2 separate regions of the Homo sapiens genome follow, and region 1 is linked to region 2. A link is a loop called in an ENCODE intact Hi-C map of the cell type or tissue named here. Cell type or tissue: PC-9. All regions are shown on one strand. Each heading gives the region's core, and the rest is flanking DNA. Links, peaks and the distances in the headings are about the cores only.

Region 1 (16,343 bases), core at 7,665-10,164, 89 kb after region 2:
CACTTCTCTTATTCTCTTTCTTGTTCTTTTTAAAAAATCTGTCTTGGATAAGATGTCAGTTACATGTGTGCTATTCCTGCTTTCACTTAAAGGTTAAAATTAAGTCTTTTGTTTGTTCCGACTGCAATTCATTCCTGGCATTGGATAAGAGCTAAGCTATTGCTTCTCCAAGTTCTTCCCACAATAAAGGTGGAAGTAACAGTAAAATGATTACTAGCTTTTCTAATGTGAATTATAATACACCTGACAAAACAAATTCACTTTAATATAAAGTGGGATGTAGAATTTTATTTCATCAGCCACTTGTCAAACTAACTCACTTAGAAACTCTAACGTTGTTTTTAACCTTTGCATTAATGTTGCTTTTCATTTTCATTATCAAAAAATTCATCAAGTTTCAAATGACGTGCCCTTTCTAGGGGTTATGTATGCTTTCACTTTTTAATAGCAATTAATATACTGTGTGAAAAGTATTACTTCATTTTATCTACTCTAGTTTTTTGAGGTTAGAGTTACACTCAATTCAGCATGTTCTAGAACTAGGTACTAGGAAAAATACCCTTCTTTCTGGTTACTCTTATGCAACCTAGAGTCATCTTTATTATGAAAGTACATTGGGCATTGGCAAAAATAAAACTAACCTCTTAATCTTAGAGTATAAGATTAGGTGTGTAGTAAATATCTTTAAAATACTTAGCAACTTGAAAAACAGCAACAAAGAACTTTTTTTAGGTGACTCTTACTTATTATAAACTACTCTGCAATTAGGCAACCGAGACCCTAAGGATTTTAAGATTACAAAGTGGTTAATGGGAAGAAAATCTGGCTTTCAGACTCCTTGTTCTGTGTTTCATAACCAGATGAAGAAGGGGCTACAGCCCTCATCGTCTAAGGACAGTCTCTCCATTCAGCTTTTCTGAATAGAGACCTCATGGTTTTCTTCCTGTTACTGAAGAACCTCTGTGGTGTGACTTTTCCTTGACTATCTGAAACAATTTACACACCCTCCCTGCCATGCCTTCACTTCAGTCCATCTTCCATCCGTGAACACACCGGGCCCGATCCTGTTCCTTCCTTGTGCCCCACCCTTCTCCCCCACATCTTGCTGGCTGTTCTTTTTCACCACTTGGTTTTTCATCCTTTAGAGTTCAGCTCTGGTCTTATCTCCTCCATTACCTACTATTAACACCAACCTCTCCTTCCTCTGAACTCTAAAACTTACAGCTATACTATTTTATATTTTTATTTTGTTTATATGTGGCTTTACATTATATGATCCTTATGAACTATATTTTCTATGTCTATGTCTACCACTAGCAACACAATAGTTTTATACATCTTATATAATTTAATTGAAGGGGCAGAAATGGTCAATGTGCTCCTTTGGTTCCCCTGTTCATCATCCCATTTCTGGTGGTTTGAATTGGAGACTACAAGCGAAATGAATCAGTCAGAGTACAGTCAGGAAAAAAGAACCCAGACCAAGTGGTTTCACTGAGAGAATTTAACATGGGGAACTTAAGAAGTGGGAAGTGCTAAAAAGGCAAACAGCAAATGGTGAAGGCAGGTCTTTGCAAAAGTAGGAAGTTACCATCACCTTTCTAGAGGAGGTGGTTTCACCACAGTTTAGGAGCTGGGGCTGCTCAGTGGGTGCTGCGACCACCAAGGGTAAGGCTTCCCCAGGGAAGCTGGGACCACGGAGGAGACACAAGCAATATCAGAAGTACTGGCCAAAGCGAGGAATGGAGGAGCATTCACTGGCTTCTCCCCGCCTACGTTCCAGACTCCTGCCAGTGATGCTTACTAACCAAACTAAACAGAAGCCAGCTAGCAAAGAAGCACTGGTAATGTGTTTTTCAGAAATCAACCCTCTGTGATACAGAGCAGAACAGGGGAAGCAGAAAAAAGAAATCTAAGAGTAAATGGGCAAATGATTAACATGTTGATAGAGCAGAATTGAACACATTCAAAGCTATTCTACATGTGGTGGAAACTACAAATAATTCAATAGCTCATAAGTAACTTGTTTCCAACATCTTTCCTGGAATTACTATTTCTGAATGATCACAAGTTAATAATTTAGACTTCTTAAATAATTTATAATCCCTTTTATTTTATTATAAATTATAAAATACAAAGTATTTCTGTCTATCCTTGGCCTGTTTCAAAGGATTGCAACTATTCTCGCATCCAAATGTAACATATAAAGAAATGATTTCCAAAATGTATTTTCTAATTTAATCCAATCTCCTAAATTGTAGCCACTCCCCAAATTACACCTATTCAATATATTTTCCATCTACTAACATATCTAAAACTAATCTCATCCTTTTGTAATTAGCTGAGACTTTTTCATTTAAAAGTGATAGAAATCCAACTCAAACTAGCATAAGCAAAGTAGGAAACATATAGGCTTAATCTAACTGGGAAATCTAAATCTAAATCTTGTATTTCAGGCATAGCAGAATCCAGGAGCTTAAACGATATTATTTAAATTCATTCTCTCTCTCTTGTTCACTCACTCTCCTCTGCCTGCCTTTGTTTAATTTTGCTCTCAGACAGGCTAGCTTCATGCGTGATATGCGTAGAATTCCTGCAGGATCGCATGCCCACCTAGAGAACCATTCCCTGAGGCCAAGTATACAGTGGATTCTGATTGGCCAGACCTAGGTAAGGAAAGTACCATTTGGGGTGGGGTTGCGGGTGTTACCTTCCTCACCCAAATCACATTACATTTTGGGAAAGAGGTTGTTTCCAAAAATTGGGATACTGAGAGGATTAAAAAATATATATTCACTACACTCTTCCTTCCTCCTACTACCAATTTCTTTAAAAAAGTTTTGGTTTTTGGCCAGGCATACTGGCTCATGCCTATAATCGCAGCAATTTGGGAGGCCAAGGTAGGAGGATCACTTGAGCCCGGGAGTTTGAGATCAGCCAGGGAAAGGGAAAGGGAAAGGGAGAGAAAGGAAGAGAAAAAAGGGAAAGAAAGAAAGAGAAGGAAGGAAGGAAGGAAAAAAAATTAGCTGGGCATGGTGGTGCATGCCTGTAGATCCACTGAGGTGGAAGGATTGCTTGAGCCTGGAAATTCAAGGCTGCAGTGAGCTGTGATGGTGCCACTGCACTCCAACCTAAGTGACAGAACAAGGCCCTGTCTCAAAAAAAATTGTTTTCGCTGTCATAATTTTGTCAACCACGCAAGTTATAAACTATCTACTCCCCAATTTTTGCCCCCAAACCCAATCAGTCATCAAATCCTATCACCTTTTCCTTGAAAGTAATTCTCATATCTGTCATTTGCTTTTATTTTCCCTTGCCACCACCTTGATTTAGACCAGGTTTTCTCAACCTGGGCACTATTTACATTGTGGGTCAGGTGACTCTTTTTGGTAGGGTATTCTCCTGTGCTTTGTAGGATGTCTCTACTTCATGGATGCCAGAAGCACTCTCCCTGGTATGACAGCCTAAAATGTCTCCAGACATTGGAAATGTCTTATGGGGGCAAAATAATCCCCTGGTTTAGAATCTCTGATTTAGACATTTGTTATTTTACACTTGGACTACTTTGCTAGTCTTTTAAATTTTATTATTTTATTTTATTTTATTTTATTTTTGAGACAGAGTCCCCTGTCTCAAAGGGATGTCTGTTCACTACAGGAAAAGAAAATGTGGCACCAAAGCTGGGCTTTAGAAAATGCATAGGAGTTTGAGTGGCACAATCTCGGTTTACTGCAATTTCTTCCTTCCAGGCTCAAGTGATTCTCCTGTCTCAGCCTCCTGAGTAGCGGGGATTACAGGCATGTACCACTATGCCCAGCTAATTTCTCTATTTTTAGCAGAGATGGGGTTTTGCCATGTTGGCCAGGCTGGTCTCAAACTCCTGGCCCCGAGTGATTCACCCATCTCGGCCTCCCAAAGTGCTGGGATTACAGGTGTGAGCCACTGCATCTGGCCTACTTTGCTAGTCTTATATCTACTGTTTCCACTTTCATTACCTATCCTTTTACCTTTTTTTTATACAGCATTGCCAAAATAGTATCATTAAAACACCACATTGTTTATGAAAATCCTTCGCTAAAATTTCTGCCAGTGTTTCTCTACTGCCTACTGAATAAAGACCAGATTCTTTTTTTTTTTTTTTTTTTTTAATGAGACAGTCTCACCCCTTCAGAGTCTCACCCCTTCACCCAGGCTGGAGTACAGTGGTGCAATCTTGGCTTACTGCAACCTCTGCTTCCTGGGTTCAATTGATTCTCCTGCCTCAGCCTTCTGAGTAGCTGGGATTACGGGCATGAGCCACCACACCCAGCTAGTCTTTGTATTTTTAGTAGAGATGGGGTTTCACCATGTTGGCCAGGCTGGTCTTGAACCCCTGACATCAGTTGATCTGCCTGCTTTGGCCTCCGAAAGTGCTAGAATTACAGGCATGAGCCACTATGCCTGGCCAAGACCAGATTCTTTAATCTGTCATCTATAACCAATCTCACAACCTGTTACTACTCAGCTAAATTTAAGGGAATATTTTCCACTCAGATTGGACTACCCATTGTTCCTTGGCTCTGCTTGCATTTTCGAAGTCATTGGTTTTGTTGCTCTGTAGGCCAGGAGTGTCTTCTCTCAACTTAGTCTGAGTCAAACTCTCAAACTCCTATGCATCCTCTGAAGCTCAGTTCTGGTGCCACCTTTTCTTCTCCTTCAGGAGATCTTCCTTATATCTTCCTTCATCCTCCCCAGTACACGCTTATCCCGCTGCTCTCACATTTTACCGTGCTCTTATTACATTTTGGCTTGTCATTCATTTGACTCATAGCACATGCAGCTTGTACTGTTATCATGTATGATCTTAGTAAGACCTTATAATTCCTACTCAATTATAACTTCCTTGAGGGAAGAGATTGAAATATGTGATACTCTCTCTGACATCACCACTTAGATGTGTCTTAAGGCAAGTGAAGTTAATTTGCCTGTGTTTTTGTTTTTCCATCTGCTTCATGGAGACAGTCATGCCCTTCCTATCTATCTCACTTCCTTTTTGAAGATAAAATACATAAGGTGTTTGCATTTCACAGAGCTACTACAAAGGACTACAGAGTTCTTACGTGAATCTGCTCAAGATTTGCTGTGACTTGCTGTAGAAGGTCAGTATACTTTTGGGAATGGATAGGAAAGTGAAAGCGGAATTATTCTGAGAATTATTCGTGGTTGTGACTGTGTATAGACCACCCCAGTATTTTGTGCTTTCACTTGGATATTAAGTTGACTAACTTTTTAACAGTCCTAAGGGAAGTAAGAAAAATGGAGTCATGGGAATGGAGAATGGTGCAGCTACTTTGGAAAACAGTCTGGGAGTTCCTGAAATAGTTAAGCATGGAGTTACTACATGACCCATCAATTCCACCCCTAGGTATCTATCCAAGAGAAATGAAAACATATATCCATACAAAAATGCATGCACGCATGTTTATAGCAACATTAACGCATCTTAGAATAGATAGAAACAACTCAATTGTCATCAACTGATGAGCAGTAATACAACGTGGTGTATTTACACAGTGGAATGTTATTCTGCCATAAAAAGGAATGAAGCAGTGATAACAGGTGACAACGTAGATTAACCTTGAAAACATCATGCTAAGTAAAAGGAGATAGTCACAAAAGATCTCACATTATATCATTTCATTTATATGAAATGGCCTGAATAGATAAACCCCTGGAGACAGAAGATAGATTAGTAGTTGCTTGGAATGGGAGGTGGCAGGGGAAGATGGGGGACAGATAGGCAATATCTAAAGAGCACAGGGTTTCTTTCTGAGGTGATAAAAATGTTCTAAAGTTGACTGTGGGTCCGGCATGGTGGCTCATGCCTATAATCCCAGCACTTTGGGAGGCTGAGGCAGGCAGATCACTTGAGGTCAGGAGTTCAAGACCAGTCTTGCCAACTTGGTGAAACACTGTCTCTACTAAAAATACAAAAAATTAGCCAGGCATGGTGGCGCGCACCTGTACTCCCAGGTACTCAGGAAGCTGAGGCAGGACAATTGCATGAATCTGGGAGGTGGAGGTTGCAGTGAGCCCAGATTGTGCCACTGCGCTCCAGCCTGGGCCACAGAACAAGACTCTGTCTAAAAAATAAAACATAAATAAATAAAAATAATAAAGTTGACTGTGGTTATTGTTGCATGTATCTGTGAATATACTAATATTCACTTAATTGTACACTTTAGATGGGAAAATTATGTGATGTGTGAGTTGTATTTCAATAAAACTGTTTAAAAAAAAACAAATCTAAAACTAAGTGACAGAAAAAAAGGATTCCACAACCTATCAATATCTATTCAAGTTTCTTGAATCAAAACAGTCAAGGTAATCTAAGACTGAAATGTTAAGCCGAGGGATTCTATCTTACGTGTTCTTGGTGTTAGTCCCTTGTTTGCCCTCAACTCATTCCTACTCCCCTGGCAGAAATTGTGTTCTGCATTCTCTGTTTCTGTGTTCTTATTTGATGCTGAACTTTGTGACTCATGGATCCACAGAATTCTATTAACTTGCCATTACTAATTTTTGATTTTAAACATAGCTATGTCAGGTTGTCAAAATATAAATTTTTATTATAAAAGATTATACTTATTGGGGGTAGAGAGGACAAAATCCTGGCTTCCCAAATATAGGGGACACTTGAACAGCATCAATTTCTGCAAATGCTCTTATGTTGTGGCCAATTATACAGGACAAAGTTTATGCAGACCATGACTTTTTGCAGTTGTTGGAGGTAACCAGTTTTCTCTGCTTTCTGAGACATGTGCTAAGATCGCCAATGAATTACTGAAGAGTTTTCATTTCTCTGTGTAATACATACATTGTTTTACATAAACTCAATTTCACCTTTCTGGTCTATTTCCTCTTTTAAGTATAACAGGAATTTGTGAGCCTCCCAACCCTTTCCTAGGGGCGGATGTTTTAAACAACATGAGGCAATCCAGAAGTTTGGCCTTACCATCTCTCCTGCAGATATCCCTCTGCTGTCTCTGGCATTCTGGGTTTCTTGGCTGCCACAGTAGCCTCTGTTTCTTAACATCTCCAGGGACTGTCTTCTCTTGGTGCTGGAGAGAATGTAATGAAGAAGCCTCCTTCCTTTACTTTTCCCTTATTCCCTTGACACTTCAGCCTCTTCAATGGGAAAACATCAGATGTCATGGAATATATAATGTGTATCAAAAAGCAGTAATAATGATAACAGGAACATTAATACAAACACTTATTGAGCACCTACTGTATACCATTAACTAACACACAGACTGCCTCTGCATGTCACGGCCTGCTGGCTGAGTCCTGCCCCCATAGTGTCAAGCTCTTGTCATATGGCCCTTCCCAGGCAGCCCTTCCTGTTGTTGGGTTCTGGTAACCACTCCCTCCCTTACTCCACTTCAGGCCTTGGGGTGGTAACACCTGCTCTACCAGCCCCAGATATTTCACTAACCCCTTGTGATCTCTCGTTTTTATTAAAATTTCCTTCAATTTTCCTGTTACGAGCATGCCACTTATTTCCTGCCGAAGCCCTAACTGATGCAGTCCCTTGGGTGTTCCCCCATTCCTGACCTGGTTCCACCTGAGTTCACACCCATGCCTCATCTGGCTCATGGCCAAACTCAAGTTGACTGTGAGCCCGGCATGGTGGCTCACGCCTATAATCCCAGCACTTTGGGAGGCCGAGGCAGGCGGATCACTTGAGGAGAGGAAATTCTTTAATTAGCAGAACTCTGGTTAACACCTGCAGAAAATCTCGTCTTCATTATTGTGCCTAAAATCATCAGGTTCAGATTCTTTTCTACTCTGCCTGGAGGGTCTGGCAGCATGAACAAAAGACCGTAGTAGCTTTAGTGGCCTCCTGGAGAACATTACCAACTGTCACTGAATTACTTTGATTCCGAATTTGGGGAGTTGCTCTCCCACTCATCCTCATTCATAAATGAATTGGGATTCATAGTCTTGCTTCTTTGGATTTATGTTTCCGCTTTATCTTTTCCTCCAAAATTCTAAATATAGGAGTAAATACAGAGTCCTAGGGATGACCTTCAGGGAGGTGCCTAATATAGTTTTTGAAGGGCCAGGAAGTCTTCTTGCAGGAAGTGACAGGGGTTGGCCAAGTCAGGAAAGGATTTTCTAGGTGGAGGGAACAGTGTGTGCAAAGGCACAGAGGCAGGCAAATGCATGAGCAATTTGGAGAAATGCAAGACTGCATGGTTCCCAGGGCTTATCCTGTACAAACATCCTCAGGTATTAAGGATGAGAGATCAGGTGTGTTGTTATTAAGGCCACATTGGTTGTGTATTGCTAGCATGTATTGCAGTTGATTAGTGCCTGGGGTGAGCAACCATCCCAATTTGCCCAGGAGTGTCCCAGTTTTAACACTGAGATTCCCATGTCCCAGAAAAGCCCTTAGTTCCAGACAAACTAAGGCCATTGATCACTGTATATTGTTACAGCAGTTGTTAAATATTTTGGACATCACCCCTGCCTTTAATATATGTGCAATCATATATATAATGTATTACATACACACACACACACATTCTTGAGTCCTTATTTTACAAGGTTATAGCTTTACATACTCTTCTTTTAGTTTTGAGCAGGATTTCTACCTAGATACTGCATTCTCATGTATCATCTAAGATGACCTCCTCTCCCCTTGACAGTGTAAAGTATTTTTCCATACATGTAGTCTCTGAGGCATCTTGAACTTTCCTTTCCTGCTATCAGATGAGCTCCCCTCAAGGATCTTTGAAGAACTCTCTTCAGACTTTTCTGCTTAGAGGAAATTCCTTTTTAGCCTCAAAAGATAGCTGGCTGTATTAAAAGAAGTGCTGCTATGACTGGAATGTTTGAAGATTGCTCCAGAAATTGTGGCTTCGTTTTAGTTTTAATTTTAGTTTCTGAATTACGTATTTAATATAGACCAATTTGCAAGAATAGCAGATATCCCAGCTGATTTCTGTAGCAGGCAGAAGTGTTCTTCCTATCTGCTGTTCTCTGAGCCAAACAGCTGTGCTTTGAATCTGCTCCCCGGGCAGCTGCCTTATGCTGTGACCCTCCCAGCACACTTCCTGCTTGATTGCCACACCTGGAAGCCCAGAATGTCACTGGACTGACTGAAGCAGGCAATGCATACCACAGAGAAGTCTGTCATTGCTCCTTCTTACACATGTCTGAAACTTACAGACATCGTAAATGATTTGCCAAAATTTAAATGTCTACATAGAATTGTGGTAGGCCTGCTTAATGGTAAATGCATATTCTATGTTTGAAAAATGTTTCACTTTGTTGTAGGCCGAAGCATTAATCTGTAACTCTATGAGTTCTGGTAACTTATCTCCAAGCTTGCTAAGTTGTTGTCATTATTATTATTATTATTATTATTATTATTATTATTATTATTATTGTTTTGCTGGAAAATCAGCTTTGGAAACACAGCAGGATGAATAACGGCCCAAGTTCATGTCCCAAGGAATTCATGCTCCACTGTTGTCCCCAGAGTCACATTTCCCATGTCTTAGCCTTTGCCAAATCCATACCAACAAAAAAAAGCTATACAGTTTCCTCTACTTTGGTCTGTTATGTCTGCTAATTATTTACTAGTTAATTCACCAAATATTCATGAAACTCTCCCATGTGGCAGACACTGACAGGAACATCCCCACCCCTGCTGTCCAAATGTTGGTGGCAATTCCAGACCACCTTGGGAGGCTTGTATTTTGGGGAATATACGAGTCAACCCACATTACATATTTCCAAGTTCCATCCCTATTTTTCAGTGTTTTTGAGGAGGAAATCTAAATACAGTACCTCAGATCATGAAAAAATTACTTTCTTTCCATTGGAGTGGTATATTTTTAGAGTTTAAAAGGGATTTGGCAAACCTGTGGTCATACTCTTTCAAGGCTGTCTTTTTCTCTTCATTTACATGGACTTTTACCTATCTGTGGTTATTTGCCTCTCTGCTTTTCCCTATTATTCCTGGAAGGCAGGGCTGGGTCATATTAATTGTAGAATTCCCAACATTTGGTTAGGTGTGCAAAAGATGCTAAAAAGTCGATTGGAAAACAATTGCATGAATCACTTACCCCAGAGAGGTAAGTGATCTGTTTAAAGTCAAAAACTAATTGGTGATTTCTGTGTGTACCCCAGTAACGTGTAATTAGGACCATATAAGCCCAGTAATGAGAAGGCTCAAAGTCAGCCCAACCAAGACTGGGTGAAAGGCATGAGTCAGACAGACACGCAAGTCTGGACAGACAAGCCAAGTGAACATGAATTATTGCCTCCTTATAATAAAAGGACCTGAAAAATTGAGGATTTATGGGTGGAGTTGAATGAAATGAAAAGCAAATAAATGCCTGGTCTAATCTGTGAAAGAAGCAGGAAGAATCTTGAAGAAAACTGATACTCTGCATTTTTTTAATCAGAAGGTTAAGGAGAGGAATCTGCTAATCTGAAAAAAATTTTGATATGATGCCATTTTTGAAACAAAATCATATATACATAAAACAAATTGTGTAAGGGTAAAATCATATATACATAAAATCACATATACATAAAACAAATTGTGTATTAGTCCGTTCTCACACTACTATAAAGATATACTGGGTAATTTATAAAGAAAAGAGGTTTAATCATCTCATGGTTCTATGGACGATACAGGCTTCTGCTTCTGAGGAGGCCTCAGGAAACTTACAATCATGGCAGAAGGTGAAGGGGAAGCAGGCACATCTTCACGTGAATGGCAAGGGGTGGGGTTGGGGGAGGAGGTGCTAACACATTTTTAAACAAGCAGCACTAGGGGGATGGTACTAAACCATTAGAAACCACCCCCGTGATGTCAGTATATGTATTAAATTTTTAATAGAGATTGTCTTGGGGATAGAATTATTAAGTACTTTGCTGAGTATTTTTTTTTAACTTTTAAATTCAGGGATCCATGTGCAGGTTTGTTACATAGGTAAACAAGTGTCATGGGGGTTTGTTGTGCAGATTATTTCATTGCCCAGGTATTAAGCCTGGTACTCATTAGTTATTTTTCCTGATCCTCTCCCTCCTCCCACCCTCCACTCTCCAATAGGCCTGTGTGTGTGGTTCCCCTCTATGTGTCCATGTATCCTCATCATTTTATCTCCCACTTGTAAGTGAAAACATGTGGTATTTGGTTTTCTGTCCCTGTGCTAGTTTGCTAAGGATGATGGCCTCCAGCTCCATCCATGTCCCTGCAAAGGACATAATATCATTCTTTTTTATGGCTGCATAGTATTCCATGGTGTATATGTATCACATTTTCTTTATCCAGTCTATCATCGATGGGCATTTAGGTTGATTCCATGTCTTTGGCATTGTGAATAGTGCTGCAGTGAACATACACATGCATGTGTCTTCATAATAGAACGATTTATATTCCCTTGGGTATATACCCAGTAATGGGATTGCTGGGCTGAATGGTATTTCTGTCTTTAGGTCTTTGAGGAATTGCCACACTGTCTTCCACAATGGTTGAACTAATTTACGCTCCCAACAACAGTGTATAAGCATTCCTTTTCCTCAGCAACCTTGCCAGCATCTATTGTTTTTGACTTTTTAATAATAGCCATTCTGACTGGTGTGAGATGTATCTCATCATGGTTTTGATTTGCATTTCTCTAATGATCAGAGCTTTTCTCCATATGATTGTTGACTGCATGTATGTCTTCTTTTGAGAAGTGTCTGTTCATGTCCTTTGCCTACTTGTTAATTGGGTTGTTGTTTTTTCTTGTAAATTTAAGTTTCTTATAGATGCTGGATATTAGACCTTTGTCAGATGCAAAGTTTGCAAATATTTTCTTCTATTGTGTAGGATGTCTATCTACTCTGTTGATAGTTTCTTTTGCTGTGCGGAAGCTCTTTTGTTTAATTAGATCCCATTTGTCAATTTTTGCTTTTGTTGCAATTGCTTTTTGCATCTTCATGAAATCTTTGCCTGTGACTATGTCCTGAATGGTATGCCTAGGTTGTCTTCCAGGATTTTCATAATTTTGGGTTTTACTTTTAAGTTTTTAATCCATCTTGAATTAATTTTTGTATATGGCGTGAAGAGGGGTCCAGTTTTAATCTTCTGCATGTGGCTAGCCAGTAATCCCCACACCATTTATTGACAGGGAATCCTTTCCCCATTGCTTGTTTCTGTTGGTTTTGTCAAAGATCAGATGGTTGTAGGTGTGCGGCCTTATTTCTAGATCCTCTATTCTGTTCCACTGGTCGATGTGTCTGTTCTTGTACCTGTTTTGGTTGCTGTAGCCCTGTAGTATAGTTTGAAGTCAGGTAGTGTAATGCCTCCAACTTTGTTTTTTTTTTCCTTAGGATTGCCTTGGTTTTTCAGGCTCTTTTTGGTTCCATATGAATTTTAAAATAGTTTTTTCTAGTTCTGTGAAGGATGTCAATGGTAGTTTAATAGGAATAGCATTTGCATTAGTCTATTCTCACACTGCTAATAAAGACATACCTGAGACTAGGTAATTTATAAAGGAAAGAGGTTTAATGGACTCACAGTTCAGCATGGCTGGGGAGTTCAGCACCACAATCATGGTGGAAGGCAAAGGAGAAGTAAAGGCACGTGTTACATGGCAGCAGACAAGAGAGCTTGTGTAGGGGAACTCCCCTTAATAAAATCATCAGATCTTGTGAAACTTTTCACTATCACAAGAACAGCATGGGAAAGTCCCACCCCCATGATTCAATTACCTCCCACTGTGTCCTTCCCATGACACGTGGGAATTATGGGAGCTACAATTCAAGATGAGATTTAGGTGAGGACACAGCCAAACCGTATCAGCATTGAATCTACAAATTGCTTTGAGCAGTATGACCATTTTAATGATATTGATTCTTCCTATCTATGAGCATGGAACGTTTTTCCATTTGTTTGTGTCATTTCTGATTTATTTGAGCAGTGGAGTGTAGTTCTCCTTGTAGAGATCTTTCACCTCTCTTGTTAGCTGTATTTTATTCTTTTTGTGGCAATTGTGAATGGGAGTTTGTTTATGATTTGGCTGTCAGTTTGACTGCTGTTGGTGTATAGAATTGCTAGCAATTTTTGCACATTAATTTTATATCTTGAGACTTTGCTGAAGTTGCTTATCAGCTTAAGAAGCTTTTGGGCCGAGACTGGGGTTTTCTATATATAGGATTATGTCGTCTGCAAACAGGGACAGGTTGACTTCCTCTCTCCTTATTTGAATGCCCTTTATTTCGTTCTCTTGGCTGATTGACTTGGCTAGAACTTTCAATACAATGCTGAATAGTGGTGAGAGAGGACATCCTTGTCTCGTGCCGGTTTTCAAGGGGAATGCTTCCAGCTTTTGGCCATTCAGTATGATGTTGGCTGTGGGTTTGTCATATACAGCTCTTATTATTTTGAAGTATGTTCCTTCAATACCTAATTTATTGAGAGTTTTTAACATGAAGCGATGTTGAATTTTATCTAAAGCCTTTTCTGCATCTATTGAAATAATCATGTGGATTTTGTCTTTAGGTCTGTTTATGTGATGAATCACATTTATTGATTATTGAGTAGTGTATGTTGAACCAACCTTGCATCCCGGGGGTGAAACCTATTTGATTGTGGTGAATAAGGTTTTTGATGTGCTGCTGGATTTGGTTTGCCAGCATTTTGTTGAGGATTTTTGCTTTGCTGTTCATCAAGGATATTGGCCTGAAGTTTTCTTTTTTTGTTGTATCTCTGCCAGGTTTTGGTATCAGGACGATGCTGGCCTCATAGGATGAGTTAGTTTTATTTCAATTTTTTGGAATAAGTTCAGTTGGTATGATAACAGTTCTTCTTTGTATAGCTGGTAGAATTCAGCTGTGAATTCATGTGGTCCCAAGCTTTTTTTTTGGTTGGTAAGCTATTTATTACTGCCTCGATTTCAGAACTTCAGGGATTTAATGTCTTCCTGGTTCAGTCTTGAGAGGGTGTATGTGTCCAGGAATTTATCCATTTCTTCTAGATTTTCTAGTTTATGTGCATGGAGGTATTTATAATATTCTCTGATGGTTGTTTGTATTTCTGTGGTTTGAGTGGTAATATCCCCTTATAATTTCTGATTGTGTTTATTTGAATTTTCTCTCTTTTCTTCTTTATTAGTCTAGCTAGCAGTCTATTTTATTAATTTTTCAAGAAACCAGCTCCTAGATTTGTTGATCTTTTGAACGGTTTTTTGTGTCTCTATCTCCTTCAGCTTAGCTCTGATTTTCATTATTTCTTGTCTTCTGCTAGCCTTAGGCTTTGTTTGCTCTTGGTTCCCTAGTTCTTTTAGTTGTGATGTTAGGTTGTTAACTTGAGATCTTTCTAATTTTTTATGTGGGCATTTAGTGCTATATATTTCCCTCTTAACACCGCCATAGCTATGTCCCCAAGATTCTGGTATGTTGTATCTTTGTTCTCATTAGTTCAAAGAACTTTTTTATTTCTGCCTTAATTTCATTACTTACCCAAAAGTCCTTCAGGAGCAGCTTATTCAATTTCTACTTAATTGCATGGTTTTGAGAGAATTTCTTAGTCTTGAGTTCTAATTTGATTGTTCTGTGGTTCAACAGACTGTTATGATTTCAATTCTTTTGCAATTGTGCAGGAATATTTTACCTCCAATTATGTGATCAATTTTAGATTAAGTGCCATGTGGCACTGAGAAGAATGTATATACTGTTGTTTTAGGGTAGAGAGATCTGTAGATATCTATCAAGTCCATTTGATCTAGGGCTGAGTTCAGCTCCTGAATATCTTTGTTAATTTTCTGTCTCGATGATCTGTCTAATATTGTCAGTGTGGTTTAAAGTCTCCCACTATTATTATGTGGGAGTCTAAGTCTCTTTGTAGGTCTCTAAGAACTTGCTTTATGAATCTGGGTGATCCTATATTGGGGCACATGTATTTAGAATAGTTAGCTCCTCTTGGTGAATTGAATCCTTTATCATTATGTAATGCTCTTCTTTGTCTTTTTGTTTTTAATCTTTATTGGTTTAAAGTCTGTTTTCTCAGAAACTAGGATTGTAACACCTGCTTTTTTCTGTCTTTCCATTTGCTTGGTAGATTTTCCTCCATCCCTGTATTTTGAGCCTATGTGTGTCACTGCATGTGAGATGGGCCTCTTGAGGACAGCATGCCATTGGGTCTTGGTTCTTTATCCAGCTTGCCACTCTGTGTCTTTTTTTTTTTTTAAAGACGAAGTCTTGCTTGAGTGCAGTGGCGTGATCTCAGCTCACCACAACCTCTGCCTCCCAGGCTCAAACAATCCTCCTGCCTCAGCCTCCCAAGTAGCTAGGATTACAGGTATGTACCACTGCCCCAGCTAATTTTTGTATTTTTAGTAGTGATGGGGTTTTGCCATGTTGACCAGGCTGGCCTTGAACTCCTGACCTCAGGTAATCTGCCTGCCTTGGCCTCCCAAAGCGTTGGGATTACAGGCGTGAGCCACCACGCCCAGCCCTCTGTATCTTTTAATTGGGGTATTTAGCCCATTTACATTTAAGGTTTGTATTGCTTTGTGTGGATTTGATCTTGTCATCATGAAGTTAGCTGGTTATTTTGCAGACTTTTTATGTGGTTGCTTTCTAGTGTCACTGGTCTGTGTACTTCATGGTATTTTTGTAGTGGCTGGTAATGGTCTTTCCTTTCCATATTTAGTCCTTCCTTCAGGAGCTCTTGTAAGGCAGATCTGGTGGTAATGAATTCCCTCAGCATTTGCTTGTCTGAAAAGAATTTTATTTCTCCTTCACTTATGAAGCTTAGTTTGGCTGGATATGAAATTCTGGGTTGGAAATTCTTTTCTTTAAGAGTGTTGAATATTGGCCCCCAGTTTCTTCTGGCTTGTAGAGTTTCTGTTGAGGGGTGCACTATTAATCTGATGGGCTTTTCTTTATAGATGACCTGGCCTTTCTCTGTAGCTGTCCTTAACATTTTTTCTTTCTTTTGACCTTGGAGAACCTGATTATTATGTGTCTTGGGGGTGGTCTTCTTGTGGAGTATGTCACTGAGCTTCTCTGCATTTCCTGAATTTGAATGGTGACCTGTCTAGCTAGTTTAAGTTCTCGTGGATAATATCCTGAAATATGCTTTCCAAATTGGTTTCATTCTCCCCATCTCTTTCAAGTACACCAATCAGCCATAGATTTAGTTTCTTTACATAATCCCATATTTCTTGGATGCTTTGTTCATTCCTTTGCATTCTTTTTTCTCTATTCTTGTCTGCCTTTCTTATTTCAGAAAGGCAGTCTTCAAGCTCTGAGATTCTTTCCTCTGCTTGGTCTATTCTGCCGTTAGTACTCGT
Region 2 (16,343 bases), core at 7,474-9,973:
CTTATCACTAAGATATTTTGATATTTACCACAAACTCTAAGCAGAAATTCTATTTTACTATTATTATTTGTACTGGACACTATCAATCCTTCTACAGTCAACACAATGTGAATAGCAATGCTTAACTTAAAGAAACAGGAAATCTAAGTGGCTGGGAAACTTGCCTGAGTTGCTCTTTTTAGGTACCTGTGCATAATTTCCTTCAAACAACTGTCAATAAAACACCCACCCCCACACACCCTTCTCAGTGGCCCTGCTTGGATGCTGTTTCCAAAGCAAAGGAAACAAAATATTGAGGGAGAATTTTAGGTAAGGGCAATACTATCTTGTTCTCCATAATTTAAAAATCCTCTCAAATTTACTATAAGAGCTTTTTAGCTTTTCAGAAAATCGTCTCACGTTTTTTCAATTGGATTAGTAGCTAAAGTAAAACCATTTACCCAACTCCTAAATTCCAGCAATCTTTTCTAAGCCTTAGGGAACTGAGTAAGATTCATTTTTCTTTTTATATCAGAAGCCTTATTTGGTTCATAAATGAAATGACTTCTAATCTACAGAAAATGTCTATGCTAAGATTAGAGGATAAACCAGAATCACTAATCTATCTTTATTATCATTTATGCTGAAGAAACTCTCCCAAGCCCAATGAATAGCATAAGGTATTGAAATTTAATCTGTCTCCCTACCCTGTCTCCAGAAGCCAAGACAAAATTTAACAAAGTGATTCAGGCAGAGAAATTACAGTTATTGTGAAGTTTAATCAGAGAACTCTCTGGAGCGGGATGTCTTTATGACTGTATTTTATAAACAATTGTCAGTACCCTTAGCATTTTTTTATCTTTTGGCTTTATAGGGAGTATCTTACAATAGGCACAATCTTCTATAAGCAAGGTTGCAATGCAAGTTTATCAACCCACTCCTTAATGACTCACAGAGTGAAAGCAGGCTGCAAAATATCTGTTTCTCACCAAGTCTGCACAGAAGTTTGATGTGTATTAAATTTCATCTTCACTGTGTGTCTTAAAGCGCATATGGCTAAATGTGGGTATGAAGGTTTAAGAAAAATTATGAATGGCAAAAAACATAAACCATCCCCTATTACTTAGGCAAAGAAATGTAGAAGATTCCAAGAGTTGAATCTTAAAAACAATAGAAATATTAAGTCCAATTTAAATAAGAAAGCTATGGAAGGTAATTTTGGTTTTCTTTCGTAGAAAATTGTTTTAAAATGCACAAACTAAAACATGCTTTTCACTTCAACCTTATGTTCTAGTAGATGTCAAAATCTACTAAATATTATTAGGGTAAATTAATGGACTATTACCATATGAAGTGAAAATAACCTAAGTAGGATGCATAATATTGTATTTTGAAATGTTCTTCCAATGGTAGTAATAGTTTATTACTATCAAGCTATCCTCACTGACAACCTTGTCCCCACCATGAACAAGCGACACACCCTTCTGTAAGAAGGGTAATAACTCAGGATTTGATCTGTGACTGTGCAGCTAACAAAACTAATCTATATGAGGATCATGCCTATACATGTATATGCATTTTTTAACTTAATGGCACCATTCTCTGGTTAACTGGGCAAAGTGACCATGTATTCTTTTTAATGTACTTACAGTAGATGAGTGACTGATCTGATAATGTGGCCAAAAAACAAGAACCAGATTTTCCGCAGATCAAATTTTCTAAAGTATATAAAAATATATAATAAGGGCCAGGCATGGTGGCTCACACCTGTAATCCCAGCACTTTGGGAGGCCGAGGCAGGCGGATCACCCGAGGTCAGGAGTTCAAGATCAGCCTGGCCAACATGGTGAAACCTCGTCTCTACTAAAAATACAAAAATTAGCCAGGCGTGGTGGCAGGTACCTGTAGTCCCAGCTACTCGGGAGGCTGAGACAGGAGAATCACTTGAAGCTGGGAGGCAGAGGTTGCAGTGAGCCGAGATTGCGCCATTGCACTCCAGCCTGGGGGACAAGAGTGAGACTCCGTCTCCAAAAAAAAAAAAAAAAAAATATATATATATATATATATATGAATAGTACACAAGAAACCAAATTACTGAAACTACAAGACAGTAGCCCCAGCCCAGCCCAGGAACCCTCACACCTGGGGAACACAACCACCACTCAGTTGCCAAATAGAGAGCCAAATACTGAATGTTTACTAAAGAATACATCCTAGTAGGTTCTTTCATATATAATTATCTCACAAAATCCTCCTGACAACCATAGTTTTTATAAAAGAAAACACTGAGACTTGGAAAGGTGAAATGATTTATCTAAGTCAATACAACTGGTACTAACAACTGACAAAGTCAGGATTCGAACACAGACGTCCTTGATGTCAAAAGCCCAGTAACACATTACGCCCTCCACTATTGTACTTATCTATTTTAAGCATTTAGATTGTTGTATATTTCATGTAGATTCGACTGATTTGGCTGATTATTTGGATGGTTTAAGTTTACCTTTGCACTTTTAATGAAGAAAGTGTTTGCTAAAGTAAATCAGTAGTTGAAACAATATTAAAAGAGAAAAGGGTGAACATATTCAAATATCATATAGAATCATAACATAGACATCATTATTAGTTCACTTTAAAGCCAGCTTGTGGGCTTTTTTTTAGACAGAGTCTTGCTCTGTCACCCAGGCTGGAGTGTGTGATCGCAGCTCACTGCAACATCTGCTTTTCAGGCTCAAGCCATCCTCCCACCTCAGCCTCCCAAGTAGCTGGGACTACAGGCCCATGCTGCCATGCCCGGCTGATTTCTTTATTTTTATTTTTTTATTTTTAGAGAGAGAAGGGGTTTCACCATGTTGCCCAGGCTGGTCTCGAACTCCTGGGCTCAAGCAATCTGCCGCCTTGGCCTCCCAAAGTGCTGGGATTACGGGCGTGAACCACTGCACCCGGCCTTTTAAAGCCTGTTTTGAAGGTCTGAGTATTTGTAAAAATGTAGTTCATATTTTCTAGCTCAATCTTAATTACTGGAACAGTTTCAAAATAATTGACAAAAAGAAGAGTGGATTTTATATGGTTCTATTGTCAGAATGCTCCTTGAAAGGATTCCTTGAGCCTGATGAAATTCCACATCCTGAAACTTCTCAAGTCAGGCTAGGTCTTAGGGTCAAAACAACGGGCCCTCCCCCAGCTCACAGCTCTGATCCCCAGTCGGGTTCCCCAGGACTTGGGTGCATTAAAAGGAGAACAGCAGGCCGGGTATGGTGGCTGACACCTGCAATCCCAGCACTTCGAAAGGCCGAGGCAGCGGATCACCTGAGGTCAGGAGTTCAAGACCAGCCTGGGCAACATGGTGAACCCCCGTCTCTACTAAAAATACAAAAAGTAGCCAGGCATGGTGGCACACGCCTGTAATCACTGCTACTTGGAAGGTAGAGGCAGGAGAATCGCTTGAATCCAGGAGACGGATATTGCAGTGAGCCGAGATCACACCACTGCTCTCCAGCCTGGGCGACAGAACAAGACTCCATATCAAAAAAAAAAAAAAAAGAAGAAGAAGAGCAGAGGTTGGTGGTGGGGCCAGTGGGTATTCAGAACCTCTTGGATAGTTGGATTTGTTCTTTCAACTAACTTTCTTTGTGTATCCACCATATTTCTAGCCAACATGGCTGTGGGAATACAAGAGATAAAAGTCATAGCATTTGCTTTCCAGGAGCTTAGATTCTGGTAGGGAAGAAAGAAAGCAGGGGATCATGATAGGATTACAGAAAGGAATGGGTCCACATGTCCAAGCCACAACTTAACTATAAGAACTGGCATTTGGCCATCACCAAGGCAGTCAGTGTATTCCTGAAGCACGACCGTAGGCTAGATGCCAGGATGTGTTGGTACTGCCTCTGCTATTTGAGAGGTTTTGAGTAACATTTTGGAAAATGCTGTCACTACTAGGGCTGGAAAGAGCATTAAAAAAAAAAAAAAATCCAAGTCATAAGTTTGGAAGCAAAAGGAAGACAAGGAAGACAGGTTACTACTTGATTCCATCAAGGCATTCTATAAACTCTCTGCTGCCAAGTGCCAGAAATTTGACTCTACCAGGCTTGAGAAGTTGAATTTGGACTAGTGGTTGAAACAGCTCTATTGAGAACTTATATATACATGCACCAAGCACTTCACTGTTCCCATGGCTCATCTGGATCTGTTAAGTCTCTTTTCTCTTTGAAGATTTCTTAAAATCTGAAGTTTTCTTAGGGCTCTCAGTCCCCTGTAGACTCAATCTAATCATAGAGATCTTGCTCTTTCTCTTGGAACACACTTTCTGTCCCAGCGGGCAGGCTAGTTAGAGATAAGGGGTCTGAAGCTACCATGACCTTACAGAGTGATCTGGGCCAAATTGCAAGTTAATGACTCCTCAAAATAAAGCTTTCTAGTTTATCAAAATCCAGAGGCTGAAATACTTACCACAATGTGGTCTCTTAAGGGTTTTTTTTTTTTTTAAAGAGCTTTGTATTTATTCTGTCTTTTGAACTGAACTTAATTGCTTAAAGGATACAACACTTAAACTTCTTTAAAAACATCAAGATTAAAGAATATACAGTATAATGATCACTTCTCTAGTTAGGTCTTGCAAAAAAATAATAATAACAACACTGGGTTGTGTGTTATTTCCAGAGGCATCTTGATCTTTTTGCAAATCAGAGATTGTTTGAGGTTTGCCTGGAGTCACTGAAAAGCCCTTACATTAACTTTATAAAGTGAAATGTATGTTGGTAAAGTACAGGGGCCAATATTTCAGAAACATACAGTAGAAGAATCTATTTAAGTCTATCTAAAAGCCCTCAGTCTAAAATCAAAGGTGCTATAAAAAAATTATAAGGAATCCTTTGGAGTAACAGGAAAGGATGTTCATTTAATTTAATCAAGGAGAAAGATGAGACTTTTAAAACAAAAGCTGGTAAAAACATAATGGCCAGCAAACAAACAGAACTGAGGTGCTATATGCCTGTCAGTGCTTGAATATTTATCTAAACAGTTGTATTTTTGTGACTTAATCTTTAATTTCATAAGAGTGAATTTTATTAGAATTTTTTGGTTAGTAGACCTTCAAAAATTACCGAGAAATAATCACTATATAGTTATCAAATCGTTTTCAGGATATGTGCAAACAGCCTCCTTTATTTGATTGCAAAGTATAACAAAAATATCAATCCAAGACTCTTACAAAAGAGTGTATGACTACTCATATTATACACCACAGCTCAATTGTATTAAACACTACTGTCTCATTGCCTAACCAGGCAATTGTTCTACAAACATTGACTTAGAAATAACAACTTTTTTTTTCTTGCCAGCTTCCAGACTAGTTCTTCTTTACTCTCTTGAATGGCAATTGCTTAAACCTGATAATCTTCTGAACAAGGTACCTTCTAACAAACTCTCAGGTTTATGGGGAGCAACTCCTCATGGGGTAAACAAAATAGCACAGAGCTGAGGGATCAGGTTTATCAGTTTTAATTCTACAATAAAATCTCTGTTCTGCATAAGAAGGAAAAAAAAACTAGAAAGGAGGAGAATGTAAAACGAGAAATCACATTTTTTGTTTTAAGGGTCTTGACCACTAAGAATACATCAGGGAACTCCAAATAAGGGGTTTTCTATTTATCATCTCGTCAACTTAAAATTACAAATAAAATACATACCTTTTTCTCAGATATTTAATACAAGTTAATCAATAGTAACTCATACTTCCCAGTGCATTACATATACAATTACATCCATTTGTCCAAAGGGGATTTTTTTTTCATGAAGTGAGCAATTACGTTAAAAGAGAGAAACAAGGTTGTGGTTCCAAGTTTTAGTATTTTCCACAAAAGGTATTTTTAAAATTTGGATCTTGTACTCAGCTTGAAGGAACCTATTTTTGAAGAAATGATCATGCTCTTTAATGTCCTATGTTAGACACACGGAAGGAAACACACATGGAACTCTGAAGCACTGAAGTCATGGGGCTATTGTCTTTGTTCTGTTGTATTGATATGTCCAATAGACATGTGTCAAAATATTTTAAATCATTTTATTATAAGCAAATCACTATACCTTAACATGATATTACATTCTAGCAAAAGAAAGTCATCATAGCTGATAAAAAAAAAAAAAGCCAACTGAAGTGAGTCAGAAGACAGTGGCAAACTAGCACTGGAAGGGAATCTCTATGTGAGTGGAGTTAATCCCTTCATCTCTTTGGATCTCTCTGAATTTTCCATTTGTAAAAAGACAGTTAGTCTAGATAATCTAAACTGAAGCCTCTTTCAAGTGAGTGTCATATAACCATCCTGATTACTGCTAAATAACCTGTTTAAACGTTTTGGACCTTTAAAATGCTTTTTAAAAATTCTAGTAGTTATTTGTAGGCTATTATGGATATCATTATTTTATTTAACAGGCTTGTTAATTACTTGTGACTTTTGTAGACTTAAGTTGATTTTTAATAAGCATACGGATTAAAGAACTATGAAAATATTTAATTGTTAAATTCACTTGCATGAAATAAAACTAGATAATCTAAGTTTGGTCACTTCATACAAAATTAAGTGTTAAAGAGCAAACATTTTTCTCCATATCTCCAACTCATCAAAAATAATCCACAAATTACCTTTGGATGACCTTTCTGAGACTTACTATCTTTCAGTATAGCACGTGTGCTGTCCTTGTCAGCACCATGTGAAAGAAAGAGAAGAAAGCCACTGTGACTCACCTATGAAGAACTCCCATTAAATTACAGAGTAGTCAACCACACTGCCTGCTGATATCTGGCAGCCTTGTTATTAAAGATATGAAATTTTAACCTGAAAAATCCAGAGCTGACACTTTGAAAACTGACAGGCTGAAGAACTTTTGTATTTGGTTATGATGTCCAGAGATATACTAAAATAATTATAATAGCCCTTGGTATCTATTTTGATATAGATTTTTAAAAGCAGTTTCAGAAAAGTATAATCTATGAGGTGAGTCTAAAAGGTATCAAGAACATGGAAATGCATATAAAATCTACACGGTCATGCCCATCACAATGAAACTTCAATTAACAAGACTATTTAGACAATGTGTGTGTGTGTGCACACGTGCTCGTGCACACATGTGCAGGTAGGATATTTTACATTAAATTTCCTGATAATCTAAAGAGTAACTTGAAACTCCCTTTTGTTGCTGACTCTTGTTATTGAACAAATCTGTGTATAATATTAGTCTACATTCTTATCCTATATGTTAGAAATGATGAGGCAAAAAGGACACCAGATTTGTGAATGGAAGACTGAGGTCTGTATCATTACTCTCTGTGGGAAAGCTGTTTGATCACACAGGACGTGTTTAGTCATAGGTAGACTGAAGAAGCTGGATCATCTTAGTGGTTTTTAATTAAATGTACTTGTCAATATCACCTATGTACCTTTCTCAAGACACACATGCCCAGGCTCACACAGAGCAGAGATTTTTACCTTAACAGATCTAGTGAGGGTACAGGCAGGAATGCATATTTAGAAAAAGCTTCCAGGTGATTCTGAACATGCATCCCTAGATAAGAACTTCTAGATGTGGTTATTTCCAATATAAAGTCACTAGTAAAATCACTCAGAATTTGGAGGTAAAGTGATTTCATATGTAGCTATTGAGTACTTGAGATGTGGCTGGCCCAAATTGAGATGTACTGGAAGTATAAAATACACATCAGATATCAAATGGAAAAAAAAAAGAATGTAAGGCATCTCAATATTTTTTAAGATTGATTACACGCTGATACATTCTTTTGAATACACTAGCTTAAATGTTAAAATTAATTTCACCTGGGTTTTTAAAGCTATTTTTAATATGGCTACTAGAAAATTTACAATTATAAATGTGACTTGCATTTATTTTTCCACTTGATAGCACTGAAATAGAATTTTAATAAAGTATCTTCTACAAAAGATATTTAATATTTAACATTTTAATTTTTTTGTTGCAGAATCAAAAAGAAGGATGGGACAAAAATCAGCAAACGTAAAAGGAAAAAGTAGGCCAGGCATGGTGGCTCACCCCTGCAATCCTAGTACGCTGCGAGGCCGAGGTGGGCGGATCGCTTGAGCCCAGAGTTCCAGACCAGCTTGGGCAACGTGGTGAAACCCCGTGTCTACAAAAAAAAAAATTTAGCCTGTAGTCCCAGCTGCTTGGGAGGCCGAGGCAGGTGGATCGCTAGGACTCGGGAGGCGGCAGCTGCAGTGAGCCAAAATGGCGCCATCTCACTTCAGCCTGGGCGACAGAGCAAGACCCTGTTTCCAAAAAAAAAGGAAAATAAAAAAGTAGTAAAAGAGATTTTCTGTTCTCCCTGGCTTTTGATAGAGATTTGTGCAAAAGTGCAAAGGTGACCATTTTTCAGTTAGCTCTAAGTATGTTTAGGAAAGAGTCAATGACGGTAAATTTCCGACGGATGAAATTCCATCTGCCTCAAACACAGGCTCTGTGCCCACAGAGACTCCGAAGCATAGGTTTCTTGGCATCCTTCCCGCCAGGAAACAAGTACTCATTCTTCTGGCTGGAGCCAGTTATGTTGATGCTGCAATGTTTCTAGGTAAGCATAATTAAATAAGTATTTCTTTTTTTTTTTTTCTTTTTTTGAGACGGAGTCTCGCTCTGTTGCCCAGGCTGGAGTGCAGTGGCACGATCTCAGGTCACTGCAACCTCGGCCTCCCGGGTTCAAGCGATTTCTCCTGCCTCGGCTTCCTGAGTAGCTGGGAGTATAGGCACGCACCTCTACCCCCAGCTAATTTTTGTATTTTTAGTAGAGACGGGGTTTCACCATGTTGCTCAGGCTGGTCTGGAACTCCTGACCTCGTGATCCACCTGCCTCGGCCTCCCAAAGTGTTGCAATTACAGGCGTCAGCCACTGCACCCAGCCATGAGTGTTTCGTAAATTGCTAGGTGCCTAATTCTGCCTGAGCACAAAGGCACCTGAGGTCACAAACTTTGTGCTGGCACCCGGAAAGGAAGGCAGGCAGGCGAAGGATAGACTGGCAGGTAGGGTGGGAAAGAGGGAGCCTGACGAAATGGCCTGAAGGCCATCTACACATTCCTGAGGGAGGCAGTGATGGAGGCTGGGTCAGATGCCAGAGATTAGGAGATCAGATTGGGTGACTGGGAGGTACTAGCAGGTGTCAGGTAGTGGAAGGAGACGTGAAATGTTGAGAGTGAAATCTGGCTAAGTGACAATTTTCCTTTTGGCTCCAAGTAACTACACAAATGTCAGTGAAGGTATATGTTCACAGATCAGAGAAGACTAGAATTATTGGCATGTACTGCATTCTCCAGTCCTAGACCTAAAAGCAAGTGAATACAAAACCTGGGTGGAACAGGGAACTAGTATTACACAGAAGTTTTACTCTTTCTGCCTAGCTAGAAAGAAATACTGACGAAGAGCTAAGACGTGGGCTGACCAAGGCAGCCTCATTCAAACGTGTATACTACAGTAAACTCCTTTTGCAGCAGGGAAGAGAGAATACAACATCAGCTAAAAACATTTTGATAAAGAACAATGATGTCGGGGGATGGTGGTGAAGACCTGCCCTCCAGATATTAAAATTCTGAAATGGCAATAATTAAAAGTTTGGCACCAGTGTGCATCAGAGACAGGTTAAAGAAGCAAAGCTCAGCAACGGGCACAAATATATGTAAGAATTCAGTACTTCAAAACTTTGTATTATTTAATAAATGATACTGAGTAGTTGGCTAACCATTTGAACAAAAGATGAATCTCTAAACTATTCTACCCACCAAAATAAATTCTAGAAATGAACAAAGATTTCAAAGTAAGAAGTAATTCACAAAAGTACTAAAGAAAACATAATCTTAAATTGGAGAAAGACTTTCTAAACATGGCGGCAAAGGTGGAAACCAAAAGGAATCACTTGCAGGTTTCACCACATAAAAATTTTAAAATTTCTATATATACAAAGCACTGCAATGTTCAGCTCAAGATGGCAAGCTAGGCACATTTGCCTTTCATCTTTAGAGAACCATTTAAATAAAAAGACGGAGGTACAAGGAGGATAACTTGTAACAGGGAAGAGACGGGCTGGAACGACAGGAAGCAGATGAGAGCCAGCTGGGAGATGAACCAGCGAAAGAGCTGCAGTGGAGATGAAAGCCTGTCCTGTGTAGATTATGGAGGAAGAAGAAACTCCTGGAAATGCTCTGGGCTCAGTCTGCGGGTGCGGAGGAGGGGGTAAGAAGGGATAAAGGTGCTAATATTCTCATTTTATAAAGTAGACAGTCAAGAGATGCCGCTGAATGATAATGGAGTACAAAATAGAATTAGGTGAGTTACTTCAAGTCATAAGGATAAATAACCAGAATTTTTAAAATATCAAATATTAATAGGATAAGAGGCAAATGGGAAAGGGTAAGTCAAATTCACATCTTTTCTATCAAGAAGTGCATAGAAATTTTCTATTGCTAAAACAAAAATATAAAGAATTGTATATTTTCTAATGCTGTTAGGTAGAAAATAAGAAAACAGCATGATTATACTTTTCATTTTTAACTATTACATCTTTTGTAACCTTGAATAATATTTTAAAATATCACAAATAAAATAAAAACAAAACAACTGGGGGGAGTAACTAATATTTATGACACCCAAATTGTTAATATTCTTAAATCCAAGTCCCCTCCCCTAGAGAACTCTTACAAATCAATAGGAACACATAAACACATCAATGGTAAAAAACAGGAAAAAACAAACAGGCAATTTACAAAATAAGAAACATCCAAATGACCAATTTGTAAATAAAAAAGACGTTCAACTTCACTAGCAATTTAAAAATATAAGTTAAAAAAATGAGATTCGTTTTTCACCTATGAAGTTGACAAAATCTGAAATGAAAATATCCATTGTCCACAAAGGTGTTCAGTTATTGGTAAAAGAGTAAACTTACATAACCTTTCTAAAATGCAAATGACTTAAAATTTTGCATACTTTTTGATCCAACAATTAAAATACTAGAAATGTACCCTAAAGAAATCATGACCCTGTGGATCAGTAGGGAGAGCAACTTAGTTACTTCCCTCATTTATACATATTACTTAAAAAATAAACCAGAAAGGGGAGAAAAGTACAATATTTAAGAAGGTGCACAAAGAATTAGCTACATCAACTCTTACCACAGAACTGTTTACAACATCAGAGAGGTGAGAAACAACCTTAATAGAGGATTAGCTGAACAATTTTACTACTAAACGATATGGAAAATATTTAATGGTATGAAAGATGGTTTCGAGAGAAAGTCAGGACACTAAGCTATAGGTACAAAACAAGCCATTTTACTTAAAAAGTATGTTTTCTTTATGTAATATATATACATAAATGTAGAAAATGTTGGAATAATATATACTAAATTTAGCAAGTTGTCTTTGGGTGGTAATTATTTTATTCTTTTTTGTATTTTTCACAAAAAATGTATTTTTGAATTAAGATTTTTAAAAAGCATATAAAGGGGCATTCTTGGGTAGCACACACTAGAACAGCCCCAGTTAAATGGCAACAGATTCCCTTTGGAGAAAGTTCTGGAGCCCACTGCACAGTCCTGGTACTCAAAACAATATAAATTAGACAGCTATGAAAAACAAGTGAAGAAAGGGCAAATTATCACACCTTAGACACACAGCAACATACAAGACAACACAGGTGAAGAGAGCTGATATAGAGTCCGCTTGTTGGATGGTAAACCCCAACAGTTATAGACAGGAGCTATCAATGGGAAGCTGGTGATGGCCACAGGGACAGAAAGCAAAGTGCCCTTTTGCACAAAGGCCCTGGTGGCAAAAGCAGCAGTTTCCAAAGGCCTGGCAACGGTAGACAATTGTAGCCAGGGGTAGTGTCACACCTTGGTTGCAAGTTTCATGGCAGTTTGGTAAATCTGGAACCACTCCAGTGGGAAAAATACTTTCAGCTGGGCACTAAGGACCCTCTCTCCACAGCCCCTCCCCAACCTTCCCCAGCAACAAAATTCCTGTGGAGGGTGCAGACTCAAGGACAGTTCTCCCTCACCCATCACTGTTCTTTTCTACCTCCCATTTCTTAGAACATAAGAGAGAAAGAAAAATCTCGCAGAATCTAAAGACTAGTTTGATATTCCACATCTGCACAGTGGAAGCAAGCAACCTCTGAATTCACAAAGACTGAAGTTTGAACCTTGGCTCTACTAAATAGTTTTGTGTCATTGGCAAGATATTCAAGTTTGCTGAACTTTAGTTTCTTCATCTGTAAATCTGGGACAATTTGAGACAGATATAAAGAAATGGAGGAATAGGACTTTCCAGTACACATCACCCCCACCCAAGAGAAATATCAATCTGAACTACCATCCACATAGAAAAACACCTTTCACAAGAACTAAGGAAACCAAGTGAGAGATTACAGCACCTGGATGTAGCATTGAAGAAGGTAGGAAGGACAGTTTGACATCACTTGCATCACCCCACTCCCAACCCCAGGCAGCACAGCTTAAAGCAAGGTATCCTCAGTATGGGGGAAGGAGAGAGAAATAAGCACTAGACTTTGCTTTGGATCTGCCGGCAAAATGAAGCTTGCCTCAATAAAAGCCAGCACCAGGCTATCCCCTGCAGCCTGTCATCAGGCTTGCACCTGCAGACCCTGCTTCCTGACTGCAGATACAGGCTCCAGGCCCACCCAGTGCCAGGCCAGCCCCTGAGGTTCCAGGTTCCAGGTTCCAGGATGGTAACTATCTGTGGACTGAGCCTCCGAGTCTTTCCCAGCACCAGGCAGGATCCTGCAGCCCCAGGCTCTAGGCTAGCCTGGCAGGCTGTCTCTGGACCTGCCCCACCACCAGGCCAACCCCAACAGCCCCATTAGCCCCAGACTTCATGCCCACCCAAGCTACCAAGCTGGCCCTGCAGCCCTAGTCATGAGGCCAGCCTCTGCAGGTATAGGCTCCATGCCACCCAGCACCAGGCCAGCCTCTATGACCCCAGGTTCCACCCCGGGTTTCAGACCATCCCAGGGCCAGATTGCCCTACACAGCCCCAGACTTCAGACCACAGCCCCAGACTTCAGACCCAGCCCAGTGACAGGGGATGGGTCTGTCATTCAGCTGGCTAACCTGTCATTGGACTGGGTCTGAGGCACCAGGCTGGCAACTCTGGACATAGGCTTCAAGATTTCCCAGTGCCAATCTGGTCCCTGCAGTAAGAAATCAAAGCATACCACTAGAGAAAACCACCTAATCATAAAAAAAAGACAGCAAGAGAGAAGAACAGAATAAAGTCCCTGCAGCCCCATGCTCCAGCAGACCCAGGGTCCAGGCCCAGCCCAGCAGACCCTGCTGACAAGCTGGACCCATGAACCAAGGCTCCAGGACCAACCCTGCAGACTTAGGTACCAGGCCCATCCCAGTACGTGGTCAGCCTCTGTAGACTCACACTCAAGACCTACCCCAGGACCAACCCTGCAGACTTGGGTACCAGGCCCATCCCAGTACGTGGTCAGCCTCTCAAGGTCACACTCAAGACCTACCCCAGGACCAGGTCAGCCCCCCAGGCTTCAGATCAACCTCTGAGGATACGGGCTCCAGACCTACCCTTACAGATCCAATGAACAGGGGATCCAAGGCTCCAGGTCCAACCCGACAGACCCAGAGACCCAGGTACCAGGCCCACCCACCTGCTGATCCAGGCACAAAGTCCAAGGGCTCCAGTAGTAAGTCTGCCAGAGGACCACACCAGATGACCTGCTCAGAATCTCTGGATCTCTGGATGAGCTGACTGGTGAAAGGCTTCCCCAGAAAATCCCAGTATGCAAAGTCTGGAATAAGTCCTTACTTCTTCAAATGCACAGATTATTAACATAAAGCAACAAAAAACATGAAAAACAAAGAGACATAATACCACCAAAAGAACACAAAAGATCTCCTAGGAGCTGCCCCCTGCCAAAATGGAGATATATGAACTGTCTGACACAGAATTCAAAATAATTGTTTTAAGGAAACTTAAATGCAGAGAAATAATTCAATAAAGTCAAGAAAACAATAAATGATCAAAATGAGAAACAACAGAAAAAATGAAAGTATCTTTTAAAATTCAAACAAATATTCTGAAGCTGAAATATACAATGAGTTAAATGAAAAATGCAATAGAGAGCATCAGCAGCAGAACTGCTCAAGCAGAAGTAAAAATCTGTAACATTAAAGGCAGGTTATTTGAAAATATACAGAGGAGAAAAAAGAAAAGGAACAAAGGAAGTTTCTGGGATTTATGGGACAGCATCAAAACAGCAAATATTTGAACTGAATTGAAGAAGAGAGTCAAAGGCTCAGTAAGCTTATTTAAAGAAGTAAAAGCAGAAAACTTTCCAAATCTAGGGAAAGATATAAATATCCAGGTACAGGAAGGCCAACAATCTACACTCAGATTCAATCCAAACAAGACTACACCAAGACATACTATAATCAAACTGTCAAAAATCAAAGACAAAAAGAGGATCATGAAAGCAGGAGAAAAGAAGCAAATAACATATAAGGGAGTTCCAGAAAGACTGGCAGTAGACTTCTCAGCAGAAACCTTACAGGCCAGGAGAGAGTGAGATGATACATTCAGAGTGCTGAAAGAGAAAAAAATCACCAACCAAGAATACTGTACCTGGCTAAGCTGTGCTTCAGAATTAAGGAGAGATAAAAGACTTGCCCAGACAAACAAAAGCTGAGGGAGTTAATCACCACTAGTCTTGTCTTATAAGAAATAGTAAAGGGAGTTCTTCAAGCTGAAAGAAAAGGATGCTAATTAGTAATATGAAAACATATGAAAGCATAAAACTTACTGGTAAAAGTACACAGTCAAATTCAGAATAATACTGTGATAGTGGTGTATACATCACTTATACTTTAGTATGAAGGTTAAAATATAAATTATTTAAATAATAGCTACAATGTAATTTGTTGATACACAATATAAAAATATAAATTGTGGCATCAAAAGCGTAAAATGTGGGAGGAAGTAGAGCAAAAGTGTAGTTTTTTAATGCAATCTGAGTTGTTATCAACTTAAAATAGCCTGTTATAACTAGATGATGTTGTATATAAACCTAACGGTAACCACAAAGAAAACCTAAGGAGGATACTCAAAATTTAAATCATAAGGAATCAAGGCATAGCAGCAGAGAAAATCACCTAATCATAAAAAAGATAGCAAGAGAGAAGAGCAGAATGAAGGATTTATAAAGCAACCAGGAAGTAGTGAACATAATGGCAATAATAAGTCCTTACCTGTCAATAATTACTTTGAATGTAAATGGATTAAATTCTCCACTCAAAAAATACACAGTGGTTGAATGGATAAAAAAACAAGACCTGGCTGGGCACGGTGGCTCACGCCTGTAATCCCGGCACTTTGGGAGGCCGAGGCGGGAGGATCACAAAGTCAGGAGATCGAGACCATTCTGGCTAACGGTGAAACTCCGTCTCTACTAAAAACACAAAAAATTAGCTGGGCGTGGTGGCGGGCGCCTGTAGTCCCAGCTACTTAGGAGGCTGAGGTGGGAGAATGGTGTCAACCCAGGAGGCGGAGCTTGCAGAGCCTAGATTGCGCCACTGCACTCCAGCTTGGGTGACAGAGCGAGACTCCGTCTCAAAAAAAAAACAAGACCTAACTATTGCTGTCCATAACAGATTCGCTTCACCTGTAAGGACACATAGACGGAAAGTAAAGAAATGAAAAAAAAAAAAATCCATGAAAATTGAAATCAAAAGAGAGCTATACTTTCAGGGTAGCTATATTTGTATCAGATAAAATATACTTTAAGTACTGTAAAATGAGATAAAGAAGGTCATTATATAGTAGTATAGGATACAGTTCATCAAGAGAATAATTATAAATATATATGCACTTAACATTAGCACACCTAAATACATAAAGCAAATATTAATAGATGTGAAGGGAGAGACAGACAATATAAATTTGGGACAATGATAGTATGTATCTCATGGAGCTGCTAAGAAATAAAAGCAAGCAAATAGTCTGTATTCAGAAAAATGATAGCTTTTATTAGAAAACGCCAGGCAGCCTTAAGGGCCAGGTGGTATGGTCAAACAAATGCTGTAAATGGCCAGGTCAACAAATCAGTTTGAGTTGTAGTGAGCAGATAAGATTTCCTGGAGGAGGCAGGATTTGAACGAGACTTTGACAGCTAGATAAGGATTGAGGAGACAGAAAAGAGTGAAGAGGGTTATCTAAGAAAAGGCAATAATATTACTGAAGTTAGGCAGACAGATCCCTCCTCCTCCTCCCCATTTCGGTGATTTCTCAGCTCCATGGCCACTGCAGACCTACAT

Evidence for each region. A loop is a pair of places that touch in the nucleus more often than their neighbours do. Peaks named below come from ENCODE experiments on the same cell type or tissue, not always from the same donor. Only the 100,000 strongest peaks of a DNase experiment are listed, where the experiment ranks them.
Region 1: a loop joins it to region 2, with 3 times the contacts of the local background. A loop is called at or near these places in 2 of 110 quality-filtered maps.

What each region holds. Positions count from the first base shown.
Region 1 is chr4:173,113,948-173,130,290 of GRCh38, reverse strand. No RefSeq gene overlaps it. Among named protein-coding and RNA genes, the nearest start is that of GALNT7, 47 kb to the left of the region's middle. In PC-9, for the core only: no CTCF peak of the experiment used is centred there; a DNase peak (open chromatin) is centred at 9,120.
Region 2 is chr4:173,202,412-173,218,754 of GRCh38, reverse strand. The region is part of intron 1 of GALNT7 (polypeptide N-acetylgalactosaminyltransferase 7); the gene reads right to left. Among named protein-coding and RNA genes, the nearest start is that of GALNT7-DT, 41 kb to the right of the region's middle. In PC-9, for the core only: no CTCF peak of the experiment used is centred there; DNase peaks (open chromatin) are centred at 8,494 and 9,034; H3K27ac peaks cover 2,291 bases.